Regions from separate parts of the Homo sapiens genome. Here region 1 is linked to region 2. Evidence: chromatin loops called from intact Hi-C (ENCODE). Cell type or tissue: PC-9. All regions are shown on one strand. Links, peaks and the distances in the headings refer to the core of each region. The heading gives the core; the rest is flanking DNA. Region 1 has its middle 94 kb from the start of CPMER. Region 2 has its middle 160 kb from the start of LINC02554.

Region 1 (15,013 bases), core at 3,583-11,582, 150 kb after region 2:
GCAGGGCAGATGAGCCCTGGGGCAGAGGGGGTGCAGCCTGGCAGGTGACGGAGGCGCTGACGGCTGCCACCCTAGCGGGTTCTAATCTTGTATGGCCTCCCCAGTGGGCAGCAGCTCTTGCTCTAGTAAAATTTTACAGTCTCTGAGAACAGGCAGAGAACTGCCAGCCACAACTTGCTGAAGATTTATGGCCGGCCTCCCCACCCTGGTCCGGGCTTCTCTGCCCAACTCACGCCAAAGCTGAGTGAGGTCACTGGGCTTGGCCAGAGAGACCTGAGCCCCTCTCGGGGGCAGGGGGAAAAGAGTCGAATCAGGAGGGATAGATGCCGACTTCGTGGTTAAAGTCAGAGTGGAGGCTGGCTGAAAGACTTGGACCTGAGGAGCATTTGCTTGGCGAGGCTGTGACAGAGACCGAATCACACCCTGCATTAGGTTTCAGAAGTGCCCATTACCTGGGGTCTTCTTGGGGAAAGCCAGGGAATGTGGCCAAAGCAGCCACATTGTCTCTTTCAGTCCCTGAGCACACTCGTCCCCTCCCACCACAGGGCCTTTGCACATCCTGTTTCCTCTGTCAGATGCACCTTCTCCCCCAGTTGATTCGCATAGCTAACCGGGAGGCACGTGGAGATCTCACACTTGTAGACACGTGGGCACATGTTGCATAAATAAATGTGTGTGTTCATGGCACATGTACCTGGCACACACATGGGCATGGGAAGAGGCCTGGCACGATCTCACCTACAAGAAAACCAGAGGACTGTCATGGAGGGGTGGGGGGAAGGCGGTGTGCATGTGTTGAGGGCTGTGTGTGGCCACACGTGGGCTGGGGTGGGGGTGGAGTTCTCACTGCTGAGACCAGGAGAGAGGAAAAAAGAGAGAAGAGACGGAGAACCCGGAGATGGAGATAAGGAAGCTGGAGAAAGCCGGAGGGGCTGAGAGAGACCCTTGGAGACCGGGGGGGGGCGGGGGGAGCCCGTCCCCGCCCCCCTGCCCCAGGCCTGCTCCACGGTCCTGGAGACCCCCTGACTTCCGGGGGCTGCGCTCTCATCGCACGGCGGCCGGCGGCGTGGTCAGCACCCGTCAGGCTGATTTACTGGCGCTCGCCGCCCGCCGCGCGGCGGCAATCAGCCGCCGCCGCCAGATCTATTATTGATGAACTTTCCGAGGCCCGCTAATTAACTGCGCGCACCCACGGCGGGCGCCGTGGCGGTGGCGGCTGAAATACGGCCTGCATGTCCCAATGTCACGGGCGCCGCGCCCGCGGGATGGTCCCGAGAAGAGGGACGGGATCTCAGCCGCCGGCTCAGTCCCAGCACCGCCTCCCCCACCACCCGACCCCGGGGTGGGAGCCCAGCGGGCTCTAGGAGGGCCCCCTAGCCACCCCATGCGTGGCCTTGAGCAAGTGGCTTAATCTCTCTGGGCCTCAGGCACAGATCGTCCCTGCTCCCTGCAAAGCCCTGCGCACTCCCTGCAAACCTTGGCAGGCAGCGGGTGGCAGAAACCTCCAGTGTCTGGCCCATCCACGGAGCTGGATTCCAGTCTCGATTCTGCCACTTCCTGGCTGTGTAGGAATTTGACCTCTAGGAGCTCCAGTTTCCTCATCTAGAAAACTGGAATAACGAAATCTGGCGTGGAGACTCGAGGTGAGAATTCAGTCTGCTCCCTGGTTGGGACACCACAGGGATGAGGGACCCCCTGAACGGTAACCTTCTGGGCCCCCTGCCTGGTATCATCCAGAGATGTGTGGGGAGCTCACTACCTCTGTCCTCCTTCTGGGTTGAACCCTAGCCTCACAGGCACTGGAGGACGCATCTAGTCTATCAAGCTATTTACTGAGTGCCTCAAAACCCAGATAGAGGCTCCAGAAGAAAAGCAAGCATGAGAGAGTCAGGGAGGCCAGGGTGGGGGTCAGACCTCGATTTAGGTTGTGGTCCAGGAAGGCTTTCTGGAGGCAGCTGAAGCACCAGGCAAGGAGTGGTGGGCAAGTGTTCCAGGCAGAGGGAGCAGCTAGAAGTAGCAAGGAGGTGGGCAGATGCTCCAGACGGTGCTTGCAAATGTGCAAGAAAAGGAGACCTTTCTTCCCCTTCAGTGGGACATAACATCTTCAGCCTCTCACAACCATCTGGGGTCTCCTTAGCGTGCGGTGGGCAGGTGGCCCAGAAACATGTGTTCCCTGAGTTCCTGGGTGCTGAGGAATTAATTACCCTCCCCGCTCAGCCGGTCCTGCTGAGGTCAGGGGTGCAGGCCTGTGTGGGTCAGGGTGAGATTATCCGGGACAGGTCTAAGGAGCAAGGGGACAACGACAAAAACAGCTTCTGCGGCATCGCGGGGTCTAGAAATGCTGTGTGACCCTGGACAAGTCACTTTGTCTCTCTGGGCTTCCCCTGTGTCCCCGAAGCCCTCTGTGAGCCAGGGAGAATTCTCCATATGGAAAGAGTATTATTATTCCTGTCAGTACCGTTGTTCGAAAGAAGGCTTAAAAGACTCACCTCAAGTCTCCACACCAGATTTTGTTACTTCAGTTTTCTAGATGAGGAAATTGAGGCTCCCAGAAGTCAAATTCCTGCACAGCCGGAACTGGAACCCAGCTCCATGGATGCGCCAGTCACTGGAGGTTAAGATCATAACTCTGGAGCCACATAAACCTGGCTTTGCCACCTCCCGGCTGAGTGACCTTGAGCAAATGTCTTCTTCCTGAGTCTCAGTTCTCCCATCTTTAAAATGGGTGGCAGCAATACTTGATTCAAGGGTTGCTGGAAGGAGTTCAGAAGTTAGGGTATGCATGGCAGCTGGTACACAAACAGGTAGACAGTAGGTGCTCCATCATACAGCATTTTCCTTTCACTCCGTCCTTCTGAAAAGCAGGCACATCTGGCCTCCTGCCAATAACAGCTGCCCCAGGGCTCCCACCTCCCCCTCCTCCTTCCAGAAAACACCTGTGCAGACCCCCCCTTTCCGGCCTCATGGAATGAAAATAATGCAGAGGCCCACGCTTCCCCCTCACAGACAAAAACCAAAAAATAAAAATTCCAAACTGTCCCAGGAGGTGTCTGGAAGCTCAGGAATGACTGCAGCCAAGATGCCTTCCCAAGGCATGAGGGATTCACCCTCTGGGCTCCCAGTTCATCCTCACAGCTGCCTGAGAGAGAGGCACTCGTGCCCAGATTGGCATTCCCATTTGCCAGATGAGAAAACTGAGGTCCCCAAAATAGAAGCCAGTGCCCCCTCACTGGACCCCCAGGACCCAGAGTTGCCTCCTGGAATGTGGGGCAAGAATGCCAGGGGATGTCAAAGGGCAACCAGGAGAGACTGGAAAGGTGCTTAGCTCATTCCCTGGGACTGGAAAGTCCTGGGCAGGAAAACAGATGCTACAGAGTGGGCTGGGGGCTGATCACAGACAGGGAGACAAATACATTGAACATCAGAGTAAGACAGCCTGGTCATTCTTTCAGCTCTCGTGATTACAGCAAGGAGAAAGCCTCAGCTGGGTGCTGCTGGGTCTTAGACATCTAACAGCGAGGCCACCAAGCCCAGCCCAGGAGGCTCAGAGCGGGCCACTCTAGCACACTACACTTGCATCTCTTTTCCTGTTTTTTTTTTTTTTTTTTAGAAACAGGGTCTTACTCTGTCTCCCAGGCTAGAGTACAGTGGCATGATCGTAGCTCACTGCAGCCTCCAACTCCTGAGCTCAAGCAATCCTCCCGCCCTGACCTCCTGAGTAGCTGGGAATACAGGTGCATGCCATCACACCCGGCTAACTTTATTTTTTGTAGAGACGGGGTCTCATTATGTTGCCCAGCCTGGTCTCTAACTCCTGGCCTTAAGCTCTCTTCCCACCTTGGCCTCCCAAAGTGCTACAGGCATGAGCCAAGGTGCCTGGCTGACACTTGCATTTTTAATTCAATAGTTAACACTTCATTTATGGGCAGTTTCCAATTCAAAATAGTGATAGAAAGTTGCCTGTTGAAAGAAAAAGCAAGTCCCTCTAAATGCACATTAAGTGAAAAACAGTATCAGAGGAGGTGCATGCATAAGGAAAGCATTGGGAAGGAAGGAAAGCAGTTTGAGAAATGTGTTTTCATCTCAATAGATTGGTGGTTTGCAGGTCTTACCTGCCCCCTGGAGGGTGCCCCATACACACCCATTCACCAGCCATCTGCTAACATTTAGTAGGTGCCTGCCTTGTGCCCAGTGCTGGGCTGGCCGCTTATAATACTCTGTGCAATCAAACAGAAGTAGCCCTGTCCTCTGGAACTTAAGGACTAGCAGAGAAATGGACATATGAGATCTTCACAGGTTATGATACAAGTCCTGAGGTCCCAAAGTTGTGTTAGAGAAGATTGAAGGAGAGGGGTAAGATGAGGGCTGGGGAGATTAGACAGTGTAGACAGGGAAGGCTTCCTGGAGGAGGTGTCATATGTAAACTGAACCCAAGGGTAGAGGAAGTGCCAGCTGTGTTGAGGGTAGATGGGACAGCAAATGCAAAGGCAGGCCCTGAGGCAGGAAAGGGCCACCCCTTGGAAGAACTGAAGGGGGAAATGGGAGTGCGGCTGTGGGAGATGAAGCAGGACCTTGAATATACTGGAGAAGAGTTTGGGTTTTGTTCTGAGAGCTATAGGGAGTCATTGGGTTGTTTTAATTTTGCTTTGTTTTTTAATCAGGAGAGCGAGTTGCTTTTTTTTTTTTTTTTTTTTTTTTTTTTTTTAGTTTTAAGAAGAACCCTCTAGCCATTGCTTGAACCCAGGACTAAAGGGATCATAGTGGAGAAAGGGAAGGAAAAAGGGGAAATAGGGAGGACAGTGACTTTATCTGGAGTAGTGAAAGCTGGGTGCAGAGAAGTGGTCAGATCTGAGGAGGATCTGAGGTTATATTGGAGGAAGGGCTGGGGGACTTGTCGATGCACTTAACAGATAATTTTGAAGCACCTACTGTATGCCACACCCCAGACTGGGCACCAGAGAAACAGGGGCAAATGCCACAGAGAAGGAGCCCTGTCCTCATGGGGCTGACTGCCCAGGGGGTGCACACATTATACCATTAGGTCCCAATGAATGAGTGGCACATGCGTGCACACGCACACAAACATGCACGCTTGCACAAGCCCACTCTCACCCCTCCCAGGGCCACACGCACACACACACGTACACGTGTAAGTGCCCCAGGCAGCCATGTGCACATACCCAGCCCTACTCACCCTTGCACACATACACACTCACCAGCTTCGCTTATAAATATAACCTCAGTGGCCGGGCACCGTGACTCACACCTGTAATCCCAATGCTTTGGGAGGCCAAGGCAGGCAGATCTCTTGTGCCCAGGAGTTTGAGACCAGCCTGGGCAACATAGCAAGACTCTGTCTCTACAAAAATTTGCCAGGTGTGGTGGTGCATACCTGTAGTCCCAGCTACTTGAGGGCCTGAGGTGGGAGGATAACTTGAGCCCACCAGGTCGAGGCTACAGAGAGCTGCGATTGCACCACTGCACTCTAGCCAGGGCGACACGGCAAGACCCTGTCTCAAAAATAATAATAATAATAATAATAATAAAACCTCGGTGATTGTGCTTAATTGTGGCTGACATTGTCAGGGAAGAATTGAGATTCCCTCACTCAGCCTTTACCGGTGATTCATTGAGAATGTACTGCACCCTTTCCTCAGCCCCACCGAAGGCTGCGAGCACTAAGAATACTTTCCTTTATTGCAGCAAATGACATGTGAATTCATTTTTCTACCTATTATGCACAGAGACAGGAGAGGCTGAGTGGTTATTACCTGCCTGCCATTATGTAACGTGACAGAAATACGCCACAGCTGGCTGCTGTCGGACACCTTTGGGGCCTCCCAGAACCTGCTGGTCTGCAGGACACAAGGCAAGAGCCTTGTTCCGTAAGCTAGGTGCCAGCGCGGCCACTGTATCACCTTGTGACTTTGGGCAAGTTACCTTGTTGCCCAGGGCTTCAGTTTCATCATCTGCTAAGTGGGGGTGAGAGGCATGAGCTGAATGACCCAACCCTCCTGTAGATGGTTCTGGGGTCAGATTAGGCTCCTCCTAGACCTCCTCTCTCCAGGGCATGAGGGTTGCCTCTGTCAAGTTTAAGAGCGTGAGTCCTCCCCTGTGAGTCCTCCAATTCATCCATTTATTGAGCAAGGGTGGTTGAGGGTCTGCATCTGCCAGCCCGGTTTCAGGGACAGGGCAGAGGGTGGTGAGCAGACAGAAAACGTTCCTGCTTAATGCAGCTTACATTACAGTGACAACATTTCAGCCACAAATATCTGTGGGTGGAAGAGTGAGCAAATGAATGAATGAATGAATGAGTCTGGGCTGGAAATGGAGATTGGAGAAGTGTTAGTAGATGCCAGATACCAAACCCTGGGAGTGGGTGAAATGTCCCAGGAGAGGGAAACAATAAACAGCCTGAACTGAGCCATGGGACCTCCAGCCTACAAGACAAAAAGAAGAGGAGCTCACAGCGTTACCTGAAAAAGAGTAACAGGGAAATGGGACAAAGAGGAGGTCCCTGATAGGGGATGGAGGAATGCAGTGGGGAGCCTCAGAGACAGCAGAGAAGAAGGGACCCAGGTTAGGAGTGGGGCCAGAGCCTCATCTTGCCTGTGTCCCCACCAGATGCAGGATCTGATCTTCATCGGTCCCCATGAATGTTGATGGGATGCATCCATCAGTGGGTCCCACACCCCAGCCTCTGTGTCTTAACCTCAGAGCCACCACCTGCCCAGACAAAGCAGTGAGCAGACAGTGCCAGTGCCTTAGGACCATCGTCCTCTTGTTACTGTGCAGCTGACACTTCTTGGGCACCTACTATGTACACGACCATGAGGGCACTTTGCCTGCAATCCTATCATGTGCCTTTCCCAATATAATAGTCAGTGGGAGGAACGTGACAAACCTATTCCACAGAATACCCTCAGATAAAATGAGAACTTTTCCAAGATCAACTAGTTTTCAAGAAGCGGGAAGATTTGGATCCAGCAGGGCTTCAGAACCCAGAACCACCACCACCACCCACCACCACATTACGCTAGAGGATCCATGGGCACTGTGTAAAGTGAAAATGCCTGTGCACACAAGGGGACCCTCACCACTAAGCCTCCTGAGCAGCTTCCCTGGGCCAGGTTTCTGCTTCCAATCCTAGATCTCCACAGGCCATGCCCGGGGCTGCACCTTGTTCCTGCCGACTCACCCACCCCAACGATGGGAAATCCAATTGCCGGTCAACTCCCTGAGCCGGATCCCTGGTTCCTGGCGACATTCCGTGGAGCCTGCAGGTCCCCTTCACAGCTGCTACTGATTACAGCTACTTAACTGGCACATTAACCACAGAGTCAGAAATTAGGAGCTGCTCTCAGCTCTCCGCTTAACATCACCGCATCACTTGACCTGCTGTTTCTTCAGCCTCCCCTTGGCCTCCTCTACCTCCAGCCATGCGGGCTGCTGGAATGCCCCACTCAATCACACCTGGTGTCACAGGCCCTTGCTCCAGGCTCGATGTTCCCAAACAACAGCCCTCTGTCACTCGTCAATACCAGCAAGTTTGCCATACATTGGCAATTGTCGTCTGGGTTTAAGGTATCATCCAGTGCTCCCAATCTAAGTCTCTGGGGAAACTGCACACTCCTTGCCATGACTCACAGGGGTGTGTTTCACTGGGTGCCCAAGGATGCCCTGGGCTTTCCTCTCGCCACTGCCCTCAGGCACGGCCACCCAGCCTTGCTGAACTTCCTTCTACACTGGATCAAGTGGTGATCTGCTTCCCTTCCCTTCCTTTGCCTGTGCCATTCCCTCTGCCTGGAGCACCATTCTTTCCCTCCTGCTTTTCCACCTGGCCCACCCTACCCTCCCTCACCCTCCCTGTTACCACCAGTGGGTTTAGCACTCATGTCTCTAACTGCTGATCCTGCCCTCCTCTCTCTCCCCTATTTCTTGTCAACTTCTTGGGAGGCAGGGAGTGTGTCCTGTTCAACCACACTTTACGATAATAATAATACGTGAAATCACTGGAGCTGTGATGGACGGAGCACCTACCATGGGCCTGGCACAGTGCCGAGCACAGGTGATTACTCGTGTTTTAGAGAAGGGGGGATACCCAGGTTCAGAGAGGGAAATCACTTACCACTCCCCGAAGGGGGCTCCCAATCCTTCATTGGCACCAGTAGAACAAAGCTGCTCCTGGTTCCAGCCCCGGTGGGCAGGAAGGCACCCAGGTCACTCGGACCCTGGCAGGGAGTGAGTAGGGGTCATCTCAAGGCCCCCAGCCCCTTCCCCAGGCCCTGCCTGAGCCACAGACACAGGGTAGGGCCCAGTGGCCATTCCACCTTCCCCTGAGAGCCCGGTGTTTACACCGTTACACCCTGGAGAAGGAATTTACTGTCTTAATCCTGAAATAGCAGGGAAGGCATTCTGGCCAGACAAGTCATCAGCAGAGCCCTGGAGAGCTGCTTCCCACTTTTATAGAAATAAAATAAATACCCCAAGAGGGCTGCTCCTTCCAGCTAGGAAAGAAAAGCACCCTGTGGCTTCGGGGGAGCAGAACTGGTGTGCATGCCGACGTCTGGCCTGCTCCGGTCCTGCCAGGTGAGGACAGTGTGGAAGGCACCCACCTGGGACAGACAGGGATCTCCCCTTGATGTGGGGAGCAGCCCTGACCTCCCCAGCGGGGACGTTTGCTGCCCAGGGATGAGGCTGTGTGCCCTGGGCTAAGCGGAGACTCCTTTCTGGGCCTCCTGTTTTCCTTGCTGTTGGATGAGAAATTTGGGTTTTTTCATCTTGGCCCCTCTGAACTCTGCAAGTCTGTAGTAAGTGAAGAAACTGAGGCCCAGAGAGGAAAGAAACGGGTCCACATGGCAAGCCCGGGGCAGAGCGAGCCCTCGGACCAGGCTGAATCCCAGAAGGGGAGTCAGAGTTCCCACCAGTAGTTTTCAAACTGTCTGCCGTGGAACACTGGGAGTTCCATGAAGCCTCCTCAAGCATCTCCGTGGAGTATGACTGGGAGGAAGCCGAGCAGGAGGGTTCCCACCCCACATCCCACCCCAGCCAGGTCAACCTTTCTCATCTGTCTTATCACCGGAATTCTCCAAGATTTTTCTTGACCAACATTGCCACAGATAACAAGATAAAATAAGAATACCAATAGAATCCCCATGACTGAACCAGCAGGATGGAAGGAGAGAGAATAACAGGATAGGAAATGAATGGTACTTCTAGGAAACAGAGTGGGGTTGCATCTTCCCTGAGGGTGAGATTTTTTTTTTTTTTTTTTTTTTTTGAGACGGAGTCTGGCTCTGTTGCCCAGGCTGGAGTGCAGGGGCGCAATCTCGGCTCACTGCAAGCTCCGCCTCCCGGGTTCACGCCATTCTCCTGCCTCAGCCTCCCGAGTAGCTGGGACTACAGGCGCCCGCCACTACGCCCGGCTAATTTTTTGTATTTTTAGTAGAGACAGGGTTTCACCATGTTAGACAGGATGGTCTCGATCTCCTGACCTCGTGATCCGCCCGCCTCGGCCTCCCAAAGTGCTGGGATTACAGGCGTGAGCCACCGCGCCCGGCCGAGGGTGAGATTTTTAATGCGTTAAGGGTGGATTTCCTGGTTCCTAAAGAGAAATCAGGAGCCATTCTTCTCCATCATACGGTGGGTGTCACCAAAGCGATGACACAGGCTCACCAGCTCTGTATAACAAGCAAGTTTCAGTGTTGCCTCCTGCCCCCAACCCCAGTGGGGAGGAAGCGTGCCCAGGCCACTGGGATGGAGGTTCAAAGGCTCCCACTCGAACTCTGGTGGGGAAGGGTGGGCGTCATCCCAAGCACATCTGTTGAGCGAGGGAGCAGTTCCAGGATTTCAGGGGCTAGTAACCTGCTGTCCCACCATGGGCTCCCAACCCCCTGGGTAGCCAGCAGCCCCACGTCTCCAGAGCTAACCAGGTAGGTCCGTGGTTCTTACTGAGTGTAGCTGGGCATTCTTAGGCCCAGCCACATGCACAGAGATGGCCATCCGACTCCCTCAAATCTATCACTCGAACCCTGAGTTACACTGTTAACATTCTAACACGGCACTTGGGCCTAAATTCAACCCAATGCGCTATCATAAATTAGGTGGCCCTCTATGGTCAAGGACCCACAAGTTAATTGAGGGTCGGCCCGGAGACTTGTCACAAGGCCATCATGTGGGCGTGGAGAGGCCAGGGAAGTTTTCTGGGGCCCCTGTCCTTTAGGGGGGAGGCTGGTTTCTAAAGTCAGTGTGTGTCACCGAAGTGGGGCTTGCAAATTTCCTAGGAAGGCCCCGCGATGAGACCCGCATGCAGTCGAGTCAAACATGGGTGCAATGAGCCATCACTGTTTTCTACCTTCGTGTATTCAAATCCCAAGACGGGAGACAAATGACAGAAAAAGAATATAATTAAAAGACAACGACAAGCATTTTTTCCATTTCTTTGCAATTTCTAGAGTGTCTGGCGTGGCTGACTTTACCCACAAATGAAGAAAGCCTTCTTCACATGAGGTCAGATCAGGGGGTACATATCTCTCTCCCTCAGCCCTCCAAGCCCAAACCTCCTACCTCCCTTCCCCTTTATGCCCTGATGTCTGGAATTCCTTTAACCAACACTGGATAACGTTTCTGTTTGTTTGTTGGTTTGTTTGTTTGTTTGTTTACAAGTCGTTTTCAGCCATTGTCAGGCTTAACCCCACCCCCAGCCCAGCCCCTGGGCATCCTCTTCTGTGGATCTCCAGACCCTCCAGGACATCAGGGGTCGTAGCCTCAACCCCAGTTTTTGGAGGATCAGAGGTGGGTAGCAGACCAGGCCAAGCCGATCCACCTGGATCCTCAAAGTCCCATCCAGAATGGATGACTAGGGGAGGGCAGGCCCCTTGGTGCGCAGAGTCCAGGATTTCCACAGTGAAACATGAGAAAATTTCCTGCTTTGTCATGGATTAAAATTCCAGATTTGACATCTTGGTCATGGAGCTTTGAACTGGCTGTCAGGGCCAGTTCAGCCCTGACCAGAGCCAGACAGCACAGACCTGGTGTGGCCCCTGGAACTTTGAACCACATGTTCTCAGGAACTGTGATCTGAGAGTTTTGAGAATTTTGAATCTATGCACTAGAGATGTTTTCATCAAAAGGGCTCTGAGGGCTGCATCGTCACAATCTCACAGGCAATTTCACAATTTCGAAAAGAAATCACTTGCATTGTTTTCTGATTTCAGCTTATTGAATTCATTTACTGAATAAATTGTGGGAAAGACCAATAACTGAAACATCATGAAGGAAAATTGCGTAAAATCAGCAAGCCTGGAAATCACCGAGCTTATCATTTTATTACCTTTAAACTTTTTCTCTATACCTACATTATGCATATTTACACAAAATAGGATAACACGGATAATTTGACTATAGCAAAATGATCTTTCCCTGCTGTTAAGCATTCATTTATTCACTCATCCACCAACAATTTTTTATTGAGCACCTACTCTATGCCAGGCACTGTTCTAGATTCTGAGGATATAGCAGTAAAAAAGCAAGTGGATGAACAAAACCCTTGCTCCTGATGAGCTGCCACTGACATTCTTTCACTACATTCTGCTAATGGGCTGAGCATATCATATTCCACTGTGGGGATGTAGCATTCCTCATTTAACCAACCTCCTATGGTTGGGCAGCTGGGTTACTTCTAGATGTTTGCTGTGATAAATATACTTTTACCACTGAATTGTTATGTGATGTGTGATCGTTTATTCCTTAAAGATGGAACCCTAGAAGCTGAATGGCTGTGCAGAGAGAGAAATAGAGGCTTATAAAGGATGCTTTGGATGTCTACTTATAAATTGCCCTCCAGAAATAATTGGGCCAAAATGGACTTTCACTAGCAGGGAAGGTGGGTATGCAGTGGGACTGGGTTTATTTAGACTAGAGAGGAGAAAGTTAAGAAGTTTCTGAGTCTTAAGAAATGAAAGTATGATACAGTTCCCAAGACATTGGAGGCGTGGTTAAAGGCCATTTTGCATGGAGCAGGAGACGAGGGACCAGGAGGCCTCACTGCTGCAAAATCAGGAATCATCTTCCTTTTTGGAGCCTCCTTTGGAGAAACAAAGTCACTCCTCTGGTGTTTCCAAAACCCAACAATGAGCTCTTGAAAATGGATCGGCTCATAAAACAATCACCCATGTCACATGTATAGGCACACAAAATCCCAGAAAGAAATTATACAAAAAAGACTTTTTTTTTTTTTGAGACAGAGTCTTGCTTTAGCGCCCAGGCTGGAGTGCAGTGGTGAGATCTCTGCTCACTGCAACCTCTGCCTCCCAGGTTCAAGTGATTCTCCTGCCTCAGCCTCCTGAGTAGCTGGGACTACAGGCGCATGCCACCACACCTGGTTATTTTTTTGTGTTTTTAGTAGAGATGGGGGTTTCACCACATTAGCCAGGATGGTCTCGATCTCCTGACCTCGTGATCCACCCGCCTCTGCCTCCCAAAGTGCTGGGATTACAGGCGTGAGCCACTGCTCCCAGCCCAAAAAAGATTTTTTATTCCAATTTTGTAAGTATCTTTGGCAATTCCCTTTCCAATGTTCTTTTTTTTTTTTTTTTTTTTTTTTGATACAGGGTCTTGCTTTGTTGCCCAGGCTGGAGTACAACAGCATCACGATCATAGCTCACTTTAGCCTCCAACTCCTAAGCTCGAGTGATCCTTCAGCCTCAGCCTCCCAGTAGCTAGGACTACAGGTGTGCACCAACTCACCCAACTAATTTTTTTATTGTTACTTTTGTAGGGATGGAGTCTTGCTATATTGCCCAGGCTGGTCCTGAACTCCTGTCCTCAAGTGAACCTCCTGCCTCAGCCTCCCAAAGGGCTTGGATTACAGGCGTGAGTCACTGTGCCCAGAGTCCCTCTCCAGTCTTCTGACTCATATCACACAGTGATACAAGACTGAGAAGCCCACCCTTGGCTGCACAGGGACATTCAGGCTGTGGGCACGTGTCCTTCCTCCACGACATGGCCTTGGTCCTCAAGTCAGTTTGTTTTGAAAGAACATTTAGTATCAGCAGCATATGATGTGGGAAATCAGTGTCGATTGTGACAAAACATAAGTAACCCTGAAAGAAACGAGCTCACTGAAGATGTGTTAGGAGTTTCTAGCCAGCCATCTTTGCCTGCCGCATCTCCAGCCTGCAGCTCGGCCCCTCTTGGTTAAAAAGGAAAATGAGCAAGTGTGAGAGCCGAGATAGCACCCAACTGAGAATTTCGCCTTCACCTAGACAATGACTCAAAGGACTGAATGTGAATGTAACACAGGAATATATTTCTCACTGGGGTTTGATGTTATTTACTGCCATGTCCAATGTGCCAATGAACAGTCACCCTGGTCTCACCAATAGTATATGTCTCTTGCCCTGAAATCAATGTAAGGATATCAGTGCTCAAAGGGGAGTTTCCTACCTATCAGGCCCCATTCCAAGCACTTCACATCTATTAGTTCATTTAATTCCTTTGACAGTCCTCAAAGTAGGTCCAATCACCAACTCCATTTTGCAGATGAGGTAACAGAGACTCAGAGAGGTTAGGTGACTTGCCTGAGGTCACACAGCTAGTGCAAAACAGGGACGAGGTTTGAACCGGACAGCGTGGCATCAGAGGCCTTGTTTGCTATCACCTGACTCTACCTTCTTCCTGGTAGGGGTGAATCAACGTGGGGCCTGCCCAGAAGTCCTGGGTATCATTTTTTTCCCAACACCTTTTAGCTGAGTGGCCCTGGGAAAGTCTCTTCACCACTCCTAGCTTGTTTGCTCATCTGTGAACCAGGATATGGGGGTGAGGGGAAGGCCTCTGAGATCTGTATCCCAGAGAGGGGGGAGGGCTCTGGAATCCAGCAGGGTAGGGAGGGAGAGGCTGAGCCCCAGAGGAGAGTCTAGTCCAGGCAGGATTGTAGCAGGCTGTGTGGTTTTCTGGTTCTAAATTCACTCCCCAAGAGGACACATGGCGTGTTAGGAGCACAGCTGCTCCTCGTGAGAACGAGAGCCCACCTCCTGAGCCTCATGACAGGGTCCACAGCCACTTGGGTGCCCACAGACTCACCACCTGGTACACCCTGAATCAGAGGCACATCTCAGAGCTGTGCCCTTCAGTCTAATTTAGGAGGTACTCTTTCTTTCTGCTTTTAACAAACTCGTTCCCTGAGGTTTAAAAGACCCCCTTAGAGCCCCCCTAACCAACAACAAAGGGGAGAGGCAGGTCCTACAAGAACAGACAGGGCTGCAACAGGAAGTTCAGGGTCCAATCCAGGGCCTGCCATCCACAACCGCACACTGTGTGTTGTTCAGTCAGTCCCGTCCAACACTGGTTTCGTCATCGTTAAATGGGAGCGCATTGGAGTGCTCATGATTGCTTGTTGGCGCCTCCCATGTATGGGCTTGGGATTGCATTTGATTTCTTCCTCAAAAGGGCCCTGAGAGGTGGAGGCGCCCTGAGCCCCACTGAGGAAACTGAGGCAGAAATGTGACTCCTTTATCCACGACCTCACAGCTGAGAAATGGCAGAGTTAGGAGGTCCATCAAGACCCTGGTCCCATGATCTTTTGTCTCTGAAGAGCAGCTTTTGGAGATGCTCTGTGCCCTGGTTTGTGGAATCAGGGTTCAGCTCATCCCCTGGAAAGGGAGGTCTGCTCCTTGGCTCCCTCCAGAGATCTGAAGCTAAGCAAGGAAGGAGGCTGCAGCTGGGCCTTCAGGATACCGGTGAGGTTTTACACCAGCCACAGGCAAGGGGAACAACTGACTGCTTTGCCGAGGAGAAACCTCACATCCACCCCGTGCAGAAGAAAGGACCATCCCCATTTTACAGATGAAAAACTGAGGCCCGGAGCTTAAGTAACTCACCCAAGTCCACTGTATTAGTTTCTTATTGCTGCTGTAACAAATCACAAATGTAGCGGCGTCAGACACCACAAAGTACCTTATAGTTCAGGAGATCAGATTTCCAAAATGAGTCCTGCAGGGCTGCTATGGTTTGG
Region 2 (15,013 bases), core at 4,046-12,045:
CACACATGAGCAAGAGTGTGCAAGAATGCAGTAGGGGACTACCCTCTGAACCAGAAACTCAGGTGGATCCCTGATGTTATCATCCACTCCTGTGTTATCTCCAGCAAGCCTCCATTCTACCCTGGGCCTCAGTTTCCTCATCTCTCCAATGGAGACAAGCAGGCCAACCTCAGTGGGCTGTTGTGAGAATCAAATCCACAAGCAGATGCCTGTGTGCCTGTGCTCAAGACAATACGTCATGATGATTAATTTCAATCGAACCATTTTATAGACAGAATAGCTGAGGCCCAGAGAGGGCAGGTCATTGGTCTATGGCCACACAGCATGCAGGACCCAGCCCACGCCATCCCGTTCTTCATCCCTATTCAGAGAAAGCAAAGAACTTGTTCCATTGACGTCAAGATCTTCAGCACTGGGACCCCATTTCGGACCCTCCAGAACATACACCAAGCCCACTGGGCATTGGATTAACTCTTCCTTTTTGCAAATGATCCCCGACAGAAAATCCTTCCAAAGACAAGGAAAAATATTTCCCCAAAACCTATTTACTTTTCAAATTTCAGTTGCCATAACAACTCGGCACAACTATTTATATGAAATCTTCGCCTTCCAAGTCTTGCTGAGCGCCGTGCTCTGTAAAGAGTTCAACTCGGCCCTTTCAATAACAACACATTTTTTCAATCAATTTGGGTTGGGGATTTTTTTTCTATAAACACACATCAAATATGTTTGCAAAAGTTTTTAAAGCTAACGGGGAAACGCCACATTTTATAGACTCACTCTCCTCTAATCACCCCCGGTAGTTACTTCGTGAAGCATGACAGTGACAAAAACGACTGGTCAGCTTGGTATTTAAAAAAAAAAATCTTTTAAAATTATTTCTGTTCTCGTCATCTGGGGAGTTGATAGAATCCTTGGTGGAGAGACTTGAACACCAGCTTGGGATCTGTCCCTGTCTCTAAAAGACTATGTGTCCCTAGAAAAGTCAGCAGAGGTCTCTGGCCCAGAGAAGGACATATTTTGAGCCAAATAAGCCCCTACCCAAAATTGAGAATGGAGAAGGGGTGCAGAGGCCCTGTGCCTGAGGCATCCTGCAGATGCTCTGGGGCCACAGCAGTCACGTGTTTGGATTTTCAGAGACAATTCCTGTTTCAAATTTTCTGTTCCAGGCTCCTTGTAAGCCTTTGTACAAGCTGTTCCCCTTGCCTGGAATTTCCCCTTTGTCAGCCTGTCGAGCTGACATGAAGGGACCCGTACTTGGTTTCATGCTCGGCCGTTGCTGTCTTGAAATTCTTAATTATTTGTGAACAAGACGCCCCGAGCGTTCGTTTTGCAACTGGCCCCACAGATTCTGCAGTGATACTGGCCAGTCTCTAGTGTGCTGTGTGCTTCAAGTCATTTAATCCAAGACAACCCTTTGAGGTAGGCATTGTTGTGACCTTCATTTTACAGATGAGGAAACTAAGTCCGAAGAGGTGAAAGACCCTCACTGTGCCCATGGTGGCAATACAAGCTGTTGTGCACTTCACTCTGCTCCAGGCACTTCTGTGTTACTTCATCTAAGCCTCATGAGATGGGAAATATTGTGATCCTTGTTTTCCAAAGGCACAGAGAGGTTGGGTAGTTTGCTTAAGGTCACACAGCAAGCAAACGAAGGAGCCATGCTTTCCAGAGAGGCCCATTGGATCTCACCCCAGGGGCCAGCAGTAACTTTCTCAACAGGTCTTGGCCTCCAGGCTAACTCCTTCCAGCCCATTCATGACATGGTGACCAGAACCATCCATCTCCCTTTACCTGACCTCCTGTCATGCCATTTTCTGGCCGCAAATCCTCCTATGGCTCCCAGTGCTCTACAGAAGTATCTAACCTTCTTAGCCTGACCATTGAGACCCTCAGTGACATCACCTCGGCACGCCTCTGCAGCCTCGGTGCCTGCCTGAACTCCTGGCACTTGGTGCTCTTGCTCTCCAGACTACCTGCAGTTAGATCTCTGCACAAAAAGGCTGCTTCTTGAATTGCCAGGTTAGGAACCACTGGTTCCCTAAACAGTGTTTGGCTCATGGGTATTATAGGAAAGAATTGGATAGGTTGCTGGACTTAGGTAAACTGTTCTTTTGGAGCCCCTTCACCCCCATAGCCAGGATGCTAATCCTTCCACTTCCCTCCAAGATGCCTCCTTCTCTATCCCTTGCCAGCCCTCTATCAAGAACCACCACGATTGTTCACACAGATTCCTGTACTACCTTCTCCCCAGCTTCTCCACCTCCACTCATGCCCCTGCAGTTCAACTCTCCAAACTGCAGCTGGAGAAATATTTTTAAAACACAAATCATTTCTAACCATTTCAGTATCTGCTGAATGCCCATCATTCTCAAAATGAATCTCAAAAGCCAACAAGGCCACCACATCCAAGCCCTGCTGACCTTGTTGGCCATGTCCCCATACCCCCAGACACCCCACATGAGGCTGGACCACCTCAGAACTCTGGCTCCCCATGAACCCTTCTTCCTGGCTTGCTGCTCTCCCCCTTCTGCCTCAGCTAAATAGCTCTTCTTCCAGGAAGCTTTCCCTGAGCACAGTTCCTTCCCTCAGCAAAGTCAGGCTTCTCCTGGGCTCCCATAGTCCCCTGTCCTTCCCCGTAAAAACACATATCACACTATTGCAAGCACTGGTCTGCATGGCTGCAACCTGTCCTCCACACGGAGGGTGACTTCCTGAGAGCAGAGGCCATAGTCTGTTCCTCAAGTTACTTTCCATGCTTGGAACATAGGGAGTGCTCAATAAATAGACAGATGGATGCATGCTGGATAGTGGATGGATAGATAACAGGTGAATGGGTGAGTGGATGGATGAGTGGGTGGATAGATGAATGAGTGGATGAATAAATGAATGAATGGGTAGATGGATGGGTGGAAGGATAAATAATGGATGAATGAGTAGATGGATGAGTGGATGAATGCATGGGTGGGTGGGTGGATAGATGAATAAAGGGGATGATGGATGAATGATGGATAGGTGGATGGGTGGATTAATGGATGGATGAGATGGTGGGTGGATGGGTGGATGGATAGATGGATGGATGGGTGGATGGATGGATGGATGATGGATGGATGGATAGATGGATAGATTGATGGGTAGGTAGACAGGTAGATGGGTAGGTGGATGAATGAATGGGTGGATGGATAGATAAACTGAGGAGAAGATGGATGAATGAAGGATAGGTGAATGAGTAGATGAATGGATGCATGGGATTGTGGATGGGTGGATGGATGGGTGGATGAGATGGTGGATGGATGGATGGATGGATGGATGGATAAATTGAGGAGAAGATGGATGAATGACGGATAGGTGGATGAGTAGATGAATGGATGCATGGGATGGTGGATGGGTTGATGGATGGGTGGGTAGATAGATAGGTGGATAAATGTATAGATGTGTGGATGGATGGGTAGATCGTTAGATGAATAAATAGATGGATGGATAGATAAATGGATGGATGGGTGGATGAATGAATAGATAGAAGGATGGCTGTGTAGATGGGTGGACGAAGATATGATGGATGAATGGGTGAATGAATGAATGGATGGATGAGTTGATGGATGGGTGGTTGGGTGGATGGAGGGAGAGATTGATGGGTGGAAGGGTAGATGGGTGGGTAGGTAAGCAGGTAAATGGGTGGGTGGATGAATGGATAAACTGAGTGGATAATGGATGAATGAATGGGCGGGTAGATGGATGGATGAATGGACGGATGAGATGGCGGATCGATGGGTGTGTAGGTGGCTGTATGGCTATATGGATGGGTAGACAGATGGGTGATGAATGATGAACATATAGATAGATAAGAGAGAACCCCAGGAACCACCTTGAGTAGTTAATATTTGGATGTTAAGGTGCTCAAAATTCCTAGCATGTAGTAGGCCAGCAATAAGTGTTTATTGAATTAATGGTTAAATGAATGTCACAGAGCAGCTGGTCATCAACCTTTCATGACCACCTGTTTTCTTCCCTGTTTCCATTCTCTCCACCTCTGCCTCCTAATCTCTCAGGCTCCCATTGCTTCCCACAGTTACCATGTGACTCACAGTGGCCAAATTCCCCGGATTCAGGTCTGCACATTAATTATTGAGTGATATAATCCAAATTTATCTAATGAATTAATAATAGACCATAGGGGTATTTTAACAATGAAATACTTGGAGTTGTGTTTTGATAATTACAGCAGGCTTTCATAATTACACCAAGGCTGTTAAAATAAAATCGAAATCAATGAGGTAGTGTGCAGTGACACCCCAGGAGCGCCCCCTCAAAGCTATGACAAACAGACCGACCAGGAACAGAAAGATCCTTTTAGCTCTGAATCGGGTGACGTCTGGGGGGTTGGGTGGTCAAGATCTTTGCAGGATTGTGGATTTGGGGAGAGATTCTGGGAAGGACAAGAAAAATAACATCCCAGAAATGCATCAGATGTGTGAATCAAAAAGCACCTCAAAGACCAAGAGAAGAAGCCTCTGCTTTTACAGATGAAAAGACCAAGACTGAGAGAGGAGCCATGACTCACCAAGTCAACTTCAAAACAATGGCAGAGCCTAGACCTTGTCTCCGGACTCCTAGTCCAGTGCTCTCTTGGCCCTGGACCATTCATGTGCCCTTCCTCTACCATGACAAAGCTCTCAGTGGTCTGCCTGAGCCCTGGCTATGCCTCCTGTCTCATCCTCTACAGCTCCCCATATGCACAACCAAACCACAATCGTTCATGAACTTAGACTACTCCATGCCTCTCTGCCTTTGCCTATATTGTGCCCTCTGCCTAGGATGCCTTCTCCTCCCTCCCTCCACCTCTGGACATCTGCCTGGAAAACTCCCCCAAGCAGGGATGACATCCTCCTCCTCCGGCCCTCCAGGGCCCCCACTACATAATAAGTGTTCATCTATATCCCCTAAAAGATGGAAAGCTTCAGCCAGATGCAGTGGCTCACACATGTAATGAGCCACTTTGGGAGGCTCAGGTGGGAGGATCGCTTGAGCCCAGGAGTTCAAGACCAGCTGGGCAACACAGTGAGACCCCATCTCTACAAAAAATGAAGAAATTAGCTGGCCATGGTGGTGCATGCCTGTAATACCAGCTACTTGGGAGGGTGAGGCAGGAGGATCATTTGAACCTGGGAGTTTGAAGCTGAAGTGAGCTATGATCGTGCCACCTCACTCTAGTCTGGGTGATAGAGGCGACAGAGTGAGACCATGTCTTTTTTAAAAAACAAACAAACAAAAAAAAGACGGGCAGCTTCTTGAAGGCAGAGATAAGTCCTATTCATTCAGTTTCCCTGGGATGTTAACATGGGGCCTGACAAACAGTTAAATGTATAATACAGACTTGTTTAAGGCCAGATGGTTGGAAGGAGAGGGAGAGAAGAAATGCAGGAAGGGAAAGGAACAAGAAAGTTTGGCTCGGGATTTATTTCCAGAATGTGCTTAACCAAGGCCACCGAAATAATATTTTGATGTAGAAGTGCTAGCTTGGGGACATCTTACTGGATATTTGAGCAACAATGAAATTAGAAACATTAAAGAGAGAGAAACCTTCTCAGGAGGATAAAGAGTGATAATGATGGCAGATTGGTAGATTCTAAACCACCACCCCCACCGCACCCACACACAGGCCTCGTCAAGAAGCCTGGGCTGTTGACCCCAAGGTCCTTCCCTAAGAAGTGTCCTCAGGAAGACACTTGAAAGTGTCAATTATAAATAAAAATAATTAATTTAAAAAAGAAGGCACTTAAACTTGCCACAGACATTGCCCAAAATGGGTCCCCCGTGTGGAAGTGACAAGAGGCAGCTGGGGCTGCAGTTGGTGTGATGATGAGGTTTCTGCAGCCTCCATGGTGACGTCACCACTGGTAACTACAGAAACAACGTCGAACTTCAGGTGTCAGCCTGGCTTAGCCATCTTTGCTGTCTAATGTCAACAGTCAGGTTAGGGGGAGCTGTCTAAATCATAGGAGGAGGTTGGTGAATGTAAAACATCATCACTTCCTCTTCCTCTCCCCTTCCTCCCTCATTTCAACTCCAAACAGGATCTATTGATTTCATCTTCAGGCATTATTCTAAGAGGCAGTGTAGTACTGCAGATAAAAAGTATGGACTTAGAAGCCAGACTTTCAGGGTTCAGCACTGTGGTTCACAAGCTGTGTGACCCTTGGGTGAGTCTCTTAGCTTCTCTGTGCCTCAGGGTTGCTGGGGGGATTAATGGGTTGATTTGCCTAAATGCTGGATTAAGGGATATCTGCTATTCTTACCTCCTCTGCTAAGAGCACCTTGACTTGCACTGCCCTCCCTGGCTCTTAATGTGGATTGGGTGGCACGGGACCCACCCACCAGCTCAGGGACTTAGTTAGGCACAGCCCCTACAACTGGCCAATCAGCTGAGTCCATTCCTCCGGCTACAATGATTGGTCAGAATCAAGCCCTTGACTGAAACCAACCAGTCACAGCTAATGAGATTAATCATCAATGAATATTAGCTAGTGTTACTGCTCCATTATTGTGGCAAATGTTAACTCCATCCCCCACCCACAGCCGGGTCTTGGTAGGGAGAGGGTGAAATGATGGACTAGGAGAGATTTGGGTTCCTTGGACAGATCTTGCCTTTTCCAGCAAGGTTGGGTTACATGCCCTCTCTCTCTCAGCTCCTGGAATTCCCCCTTGGCTTGCTACTGTTCTGAGATGAAGTAAACTGGGTGATTCTAAGAATGGGCCTTGAGTCTGGCAAACCCATCTGTTTCTTCCTAGCTATGGGCCCCTGGCCCTCACCTCCCGCTTCTCAGTTTCTTCACCTGGAAAATGAAGATGACTAAGGAACCTGGGCCTTGGAAGGTTCTGGGAATTCAGTGGAGTCAGGTATGCCCGGGGCTGGCACAAAGGTGGGGCTCCAGAAGAGATGCTAGCTGTGAATAACATGCCCGTCACTGCCTTCTGTTGTAACTGGCTGTGAAACGTCTGTCTTCTGCCAGACTAGGCTTCTAAGGTAGGGATGGGTTTGCTCATCATTGTGTCCGTAGCATACTGTGCAAGGCTAGACATGGAGTGGGAAGGAATGAATGAACGAACAGCAGGAGGGAGGGCAGAGGAAGGGAGAGACAAAGAGAAAAACCACAAGTCTCTCTCTTTTTTTTTTTTTTCTTGAGACGGAGTCTCACTCTGTCTCGCCCAGGCTGGAGTGCAATGGTGCGGATCTTGGCGCTCTGCATCCTCTGTCTCCCAGGTTCAAGTGATTCTCCTGTCTCACCCTCCTGAGTAGCTGGGACTACAGACGTGTGCCACCACACCCGGCTAATTTTTTATTTTTAGTAGAGACAGGGTTTCACCATGTTGGCCAGGCTGGTCTGAAACTCGTGACCTCAGGTGATCCACCCACCTTGGCCTCCCAAAGTGCTGGGATTACAAGCATGAGCCACTGTGCCCAGCTGAAAAACCACAAGTCTCCTGATGATGCTGGAAAGCCCAGCTACTCCAGCATCAAAGAGTGTTCAAAATGGGAGACTCAAGACCAGCTTGAAGCCCTTCACTCTGCAGAGATGGAGCCCAGAGAGGCCACGTGACTTCCCCAGGGACACACAGCAGGGTGTGATGGGACAGGCTCCAGAAAAGAGTGCTTCCTTCAGCTCCCTTGCAGCCTGTCTCTAACTCCCAGGCATTGGGGCCTGCTTTACCTGCCCAGCCCTCTCCCCCCTCCTCTTCACCTGGGGCCAGTCCCAACACGGGGTGCCTCTTCCTGTCTGCAGACAACACCAACCCCCAAGCCAGGTGCTCCCTCAGGTATCTCTTCCCTAAGTGGGCTGGGCTCCTCCGATGGAAAATATCCTCAGGGCTTCAGGCTGGAAGGAGTGAGATGACTCAGGGCCAGGTGGGAGAAGCTCAGGGAGAAGGAGGCTGGGGGCGCAGATGGAGGGAGTTCTTTGTAAATGAGTCAGAAAAAGAAGCCTCTCTCCGGATAATACCAAGAATCTATTGGCCCGAACTCAAGTATGCAGGACATGAATGTTAGTTTCCTGTAACTGAACTTGCAGCACCGTAGCCTCACTAGCTAAGTTCTGATCCCACCTGCCGTTCACCTGGCCTCTTAGAGCGACTGTGACACGCAGCCTCCTTCTGTGCCTTCCTCTGCCTGCCCCTCCTGGGAAGTCTGTCTCTGGTTCAGAGGTGGGAGAGGGGTCTCTCATCCCCGGTTCTTCCCCGCCTGTTGTTTATATCCAAGCTTCTGCTTTTTGAAGTTGATTATTCCCTCCTCGAGGTGATAAATGCAAACTACTTCCCGCCCTGATGGGGGGAAGGACAGGGGTTATATAGGAAGGAACAACTTTGCTTCATGTTTCAAGGATTCTTCAAGGAGAATTCCCTTCCTGATTGGGGTGTGGGTTGCCCCAAAGCACATCCTGCAAAAAGAACTGCAGTGTGTGGGGAGGTGAGAGGGTGAGGGAGTGAAGCCCGGAAGGGAAGCTTCATTAGCAAGCAAGGTTCCAATGTGGGCAGCTGGGGCACCTGAGTCCAGGGCCTCATATGACTATGTCCCAGTTCCTGGGGTTGAATTGAATGCCAGGAACCCCTTTCTCCTTGACCTGTTCCTCAAAGGGCTTCATCTGCCTCTCTGTGCCCTCTCTCGCCTGCGAGCAGGAATGAGTTTTAAACTCACAAGCGGCCCGGCACAGCAGCTCACACCTGTAATCCTGGCACTTTAGGAGGTGGAGGTGGGCCAATCACGAGGTCAGGAGATCAAAACCATCCTGGCTAACACAGTGAAACCCTGTCTCTCCTCTGGGAGCCAACATGGGACATGGCTGGGAGTTGTCTCACCCAAGGATCAAAGGAGCTGGGGTGTTTATCCTGCAGCCCCCGTAGGCTCTGCCATGGGCTGAGGGGTACTGCCCGGGGCATTAACTCCCTGGCACTTCATTGTGTTGGAAGCCATGGAGTGGGCCCACATGGGGATGGTGAGAGCCCAGGAGGAATGGGTGGGCACCAACAGCCTCTGCTACATTCACATGTGTAATATGGGGGTACAAATATTCTCATTTGCATATGGGGGTAGTTCATATGCTCATGTATGCTAGCAGCATGACCTGCACACACCAGTGCTACCCCCATCTTACAAATGAGGCAGTTGAGGCCTCGCTTACGTAAGTGCCTCACTGATAAAGGCAGAGAGGGTCAGAGATCCAGGTCTTTGGCATCTATATCTAAGAGAACCTGCTCTGTGTGATCTCAGGCCCAGAGTCCAAACCCTCGCCTGCCTCCTCTCGGCTTTATTTTTCTGGGCTGTAGATTTCACTTCCTTTTAGCCTCATTGTTTTCCTCCGCAAAGTGGGGACAGGATCGTCCCCCCTCGCAAGGCTGATGCGAAGATACAAGATAATGCGTGCACACGTGTTGTGGACCGGGCCTAGCACACTTTATGTGCTCCATAATCATTCCCCTCCCACCCTCTTCTCGGCCTCATTCTGCCACCAAGTCCCTCTGGGACTTTGGGCCAGTCCTCTGTTCAATTCAGTGAACATTTTCAGAGCCTCTGAATGTTCCATGGTTGTGGCTGCATGTGAGTCAGGCTGGCCACATCCAAGTCAGCAGTGAATCACCTGAGACGGGAGGTGGGGCGAGGCCCCATGGCGTTGTCCCGTGGGAAGGTCAGAGACAGCAGACAGAAGCAGGGACGACAGACACAGTCCGGAGGGCTGTAAGCTAGGGGTGGTGGGATCAGGTTTCTGAAACTTCCTCCACTGCCGTGTGGATGCAAGGCAGAAGCTGGCCCAGGAGGGTCACTTAGAAGGCCACCTCTTAAAACAGAGATGAGCAAAGACAACGGCTGACCTGGGGCAGGGGAATTAGGGGTGGGGGAAGGGGAGAGGAGATGCTGCCTGGGCTGGGGGCTGTCTTTCATGAGGCAGCCAGAGGAGCCAAGGATGGCCTCTGAATGGGAGGCTGGGGCTGAGTCCAGCCATCCCAGGACCTCCGGTGTGTGACTCCTGGACATACCAGTCTTTGCCATCCTAGCCCAGGCTGTCCCCACATCCAAAGCTCCCCCTGTGGTCCCACCCCTGCTGCCCTTCAGAGCTGCGACCATGGCCCTCAGGCCTGTCCACCGCCCTCGGCAACATCATGGCTAACCTGGGCTCCACACATTTCTTCCATCAGCAGACAGTGCCCCTCCGGGGGAAGCTCTGAGACCCAGCACCTATCGGGAAAAACTCAAAGGTCCAGGCGCTGAATCTAAGCCAGGTAAAAATATAGATAAAGAGTGCTGGGAAGGAGCTTTTTTGAAAACACACCCACCCAGCCCCTGGGGTTGAATTCAATGCCAGGAGCCACTTTCTCCTTGACCTGATCCTCAAAGGGCTTCATCTGCCTCTCTGTGCCCTCTCTTGCCTGTGGGCAGGGATGAGTTTTAAACTCACAAGCAGCCGGGCACGGTCTCTCATGCCTGTAATCCCAGCACTTTGGGAGGCCGAGGCGGGTGGATCACGAGGTCAGGAGATCAAGACCATCCTCGCTAACACAGTGAAACCCCATCTCTACTAAAAATACAAAAAAAAAAAAAAATCAGCCGGGCGTGGTGGCACATGCCTGTAATCCCAGCTACTCGAAAGGCTGAGGCAGGAGAATCACTTGAACCCAGGAGGTGGAGGTTGCAGTGAGCCGAGATCGCACCACTGCAGTCCAGCCTGGGCAACAGAGTGAGACTCCATCTCATTCAGATCAACAGGGGATGGTTGGAGTGTCCCAAGTCGGAATGTGGCTCCAGCAAAGAAGAAGACAACACTTGAGAGGTGGCTTCAAAATACACAACACAATGGCAGCATTCAAAGCAACAGTCACTGTTTTTTTGGTGTTGGGCCATTTTGGTTTGGTTTGGTTCAGTTCGGTTCGGTTTGGTTCAGATTGGTTTGGTTTGGTTTGGTTTGGATTGGTTTGGTTTGGTTTGGTTTGGTTTGGTTTGGTTTGGTTTGGTTTGGATTGGTTTGGTTTGGTGTGGTTTGGTTTGGTTTGGATTGGTTTGGTTTGGATGGGTTTGGTTTGGTTTGGTTTGGTTTGGATTGGTTTGGTTTGGATTGGTTTGGTTTGGTTTGGTTTGGATTGGTTTGGTTTGGTTTGGGTTGGTTTGGTTTGGTTTGGTTTGGTTTGCATTGGTTTGGTTTGGTTTGGATTGGTTTGGTTTGGTTTGGTTTGGTTTGGTTTGGTTTGGTTTGGTTTGGTTTGGATTGGTTTGGTTTGGTTTGGTTTGGTTTGGATTGGTTTGGTTTGGATTGGTTTGGATGGGAAATTTTTTTTTTTTTTTTTTTTTGCAGCTGTATCAGGGGGTCCAGAAAGGAAGGCAATGGGGATTCCTCTACTTGGGGAACTCTGCCTAGAGGGTGGGTAGATTTTCCAGGGATAGGATGGTCCCAGCCCCTGACAGATGCCAAGTTGAAGACAAGGGCACTGCTCGGAGGCCAGGTGTCTCCCTGACTGGGGAGGTCCTCCTGACTTGAGTCCAGGGCCTCATATGACTATGTCTAAGCACCTGTGACACACCTGGAGCAACACCCAGGAAGGCAGAGGGGAGGGCGAGAACCTGGTATTGACTGCCAAGTGCATGGCACAATGGACCAGGAGGAGGACGGTGGGGAGGAGGAGAGGGAGGAAGAAGGAAGAAGAAAACAGCAGGGAGGCAAACTGAGGCCCAAGGCCGTAAGGTGACAGCCAGGAATTTAGGTTCCCTAATTCTCAGCCTTTTATCCTCATTGCTTCTTTAGACTTTGGGTGGAACGTACGGGAAAAGATAATTGATGCTGCTGAAATAAAGTCAATAAAATTCTCTCTCTCTCCCTCTCCCTCCCCCCATCATTTAATGAGCACTTACTACATGTCAGGCACACTGACCCCCTCCACCTCTTTCAAGCCTCACCATTATTGTGTGAAGCAGTGGTCACAAGCCCCCGTTTCCAGGTGAGGAGCTGAGGCTGAGTGTGTTTCAGGCGCTTAACCAGAGGCCCACACCAAGCAGGTGGCCGAGCCATCCTTGCGGAGTCCCCCCGACTCCCTCCTTGCAGGAACTACTGAACTCCCCTGGCAGCAGCGGTACTGGGAGTCTGTCTGCCCCCCAGGAGACAGGCACAGGGGCTGGGCCCACAGAGAAATGGGGCCTGACTCCCCAGCCCCCTGTCACCATCCTGACGTTTCTCTATCTCCTCCCTCTCTTCCTAACCTCCTTTTTCCTTTCTCGTTCCGCTTATACTCTTCTGGTCTTGGCTCTGCCAGGAGCCTCTTCTTAAGTTTTTATTTTTAAATAACAGCTTTTTAAAAGCTTTTTTAAAAAAAAAGAAAAGAAAAAGAAAAACAGCTTTACTGAGATATAATTCACTTACTATTTAATTTGCCCGTTTACAGCACACAATTCAATCATTTTTAGTCTATTCACAATATGAGCGAAACCGTCACCACAGTCAGGCTTAGAACACTTCCACCACCCCACAAAGAAACTCAGTTCCTCTCAGCTATCACCCCATCCTCCCACCACACCCCCAGCCCCTGAAAACCACAAATCTACCTTCTGTCTCTATGGATTGCACTGATCTGAATGTTTCATAGAAATGGAATCATATAGTACATGATGTTTTGTGTCTGGCTTCCTTCACTTAGAATAATGTCTTCAAGGTTCATCCATGTTGTGGCATGTGTCAATGTGACATTCCTTCTTGAGGCTGAATAATACCCCATTGTATGGGTGGACCATACTTTGACTATTGATGAACATTTGGGTTACGTCCACACTTTGGCTCTTATGAATAACGCTGCTGTGAACATTCCTGTACAAGTCTCTGTGTGGCCATGTGTTCTCACTTCTCTTGAGTAGATACCTAGGAGTGGAATTGCCTGGTCACAGGGTAACCGCATGTTTATTCCTTTGAGGATCTGCCCCACTGTTTTCCAAAGTGGCTGGACCTTTTTTATTCCCACTCTCCCCTACTTTTCAAAAGTACCGTATATTGAGCCAGGCACTCATGGGCATCATCTCTTTGAATCCTCACCACAGTCTACCCACGGGATATCTAGGCATGACCATCACCTCATCTTCCAGATAAACTGAGGCTGAGAGACACAAGGCTGCTTGCCTGGGTCACTTGGCCGGTTGGTGTTCCAGGATCCCGATCAGCTGCCCTGCTTCCAACCACGCCACTGGGGCCATCCCTCCATCCCCAGTGGGGCCGCTGTTTGGGAGGCTGGGATGAACCACTGGGCCTGTGGCGACTCCTGCTCCAAGGAGACCCTCCCCCATGCCTGACAGGTGATCCTGGGAGGAATATTTACCCTAGGGCTCCGTCTGCCGAGTGGGAAAGCCCTCGGGTGCTGTAACTGGAGAGGCCCAGTCCTGAGGCTCTGCTGAGGCTGGAGGAAAAGCACAAAGGGTTCTTTGTCCTGCCCATTGTTTGCACTTGCAGCCAGCCTTGCTGTGCCCCTCAGACCAGCACGGGGCACGCTGGGTCTGCAGAGCAGCTGGGCTGTCTCAGGTTCTCCGGGGGGCCCCCTGGGATAAACCAGAGGATTCATTGGGGCGGAGGCAGAGGGGATATGGAAAATATTGGGAGCTTAGTAGGCACTCAGCGTATGGGAAATCATCCCCTAGACTTTTTAAAGGAGTCTTTTGTCCTTGGTTGTAAAGTCACCAGGCATATGCATAAAAAGGATGAAACAGCCCCAAGGGTATGGTTGTACTCCTCTGCCCACCCTGAGCCCAGCAGCCATGTCCATGCCTCTTGTGTGTCTTTCCAGAAAGTTTTTATGCTTATATATGAAAATGAACACGTGTGTGAGTGTGCTTCTTTTTTACATATAAATGGCGACTTTCTTTTTTCCTTAAGATTTAAATAGATTTTACTGCGACAGGGGAGACCCCACCAAGCAGGGCCAATATATGTGGTCCCAGGAGGTCAAGAAATGGTGACTTTCCGTATCCACTCCCGTCTTTCACTGCACGAAGCCCTCGGAAGATTATTCTATAGCAGTACGATGACAGCATCCTCCTTCTAGGAACTACATCGTCTTCCGTCTCTGGATGTGCCATCTTTTACTCAGCTAGTCTACATCTCAGGTGTTCCCCATCTTCTGCACACAAGTATTTGCACATGCGTGTGAGTGTGTGCTGCGAGCACATTCTTACCAGTGGTATCACTGGGTCTTGGGAGGTGTGTTTTTGTTTTTGCATGTGACAAACACAAGCAAATTGTCTTCCATGGGGGTGGCCTCGATTATCCGTCCCCAGCATGGCCCGGGAGTGCCTGTATGCCCATGATCTCACTAATAGGATAGCATCAGCTCTTTCATTTTTCTTTACTTTCTTTTTGAGACAGAGTCTTGCTCTGTCACCCAGACTGGATGCAGTGGCATGATCTCAGCTCACCTGCAGCCTCCGCCTCCTGGGTTCCAGCGATTCTTCAGCCTTACCCTTCCAAGTAGCTGGGACTAGAGGCAAGCACCACCACGCCGGGCTAATTTTTGTATTTTCAGTAGAGATGGGCTTTTGCAATGTTGGCCAGCCTTGTCTGGAGCTCCTGACCTCAGGTGTTCTGTCTGCCTCAGCCTCCCAAAGTACTGGGATTACAGGCATGAGCCATCACACCTGGCCTTTTACTTTTCACTGAAGGGAAATATACATACAAAAAAGTGCGCCTGTCATCAGAGCCCAGCTCGCTGGATTTTCACAGCATCCACGCCTCCATGAAACCAGCACTTGGATCAAGACGGGAAGGTCCCCAGTCCCTGAAGCCTGCTTGTCACTCCCCTCCCAACATAAACTTGATCTATTGTCAGTCTTTTTTGTTCACTAAAATCCCCCTTCCCTTTCCAAATTCCCCTGTCTGCATAGACCATGTCAGTGCCGCCCAAACCATATGCCAGGAAACTGAAAAACTAAAATGTTTTGATTTTTTTAAAGGAAAAATAAATCAGTAAGGACAAGGGTCCCCAAACTATTCCCCACGGGCCA

The links. A loop is a pair of places that touch in the nucleus more often than their neighbours do. Peaks named below come from ENCODE experiments on the same cell type or tissue, not always from the same donor. Only the 100,000 strongest peaks of a DNase experiment are listed, where the experiment ranks them.
Region 1: a loop joins it to region 2, with 6 times the contacts of the local background. A loop is called at or near these places in 2 of 110 quality-filtered maps.

The regions. Positions count from the first base shown.
Region 1 is chr22:27,613,283-27,628,295 of GRCh38, forward strand. No RefSeq gene overlaps it. Among named protein-coding and RNA genes, the nearest start is that of CPMER, 94 kb to the right of the region's middle. In PC-9, for the core only: CTCF peaks have their summits at 4,139 (motif pointing left) and 4,340; a DNase peak (open chromatin) is centred at 7,659; H3K27ac peaks cover 1,597 bases.
Region 2 is chr22:27,467,278-27,482,290 of GRCh38, forward strand. No RefSeq gene overlaps it. Among named protein-coding and RNA genes, the nearest start is that of LINC02554, 160 kb to the left of the region's middle. RefSeq lists enhancers at 7,136-7,857, 7,273-8,472, 7,858-8,580. In PC-9, for the core only: no CTCF peak of the experiment used is centred there; DNase peaks (open chromatin) are centred at 6,434, 6,934, 7,894, 9,634 and 2 weaker places; H3K4me3 peaks cover 3,458 bases; H3K27ac peaks cover 5,395 bases.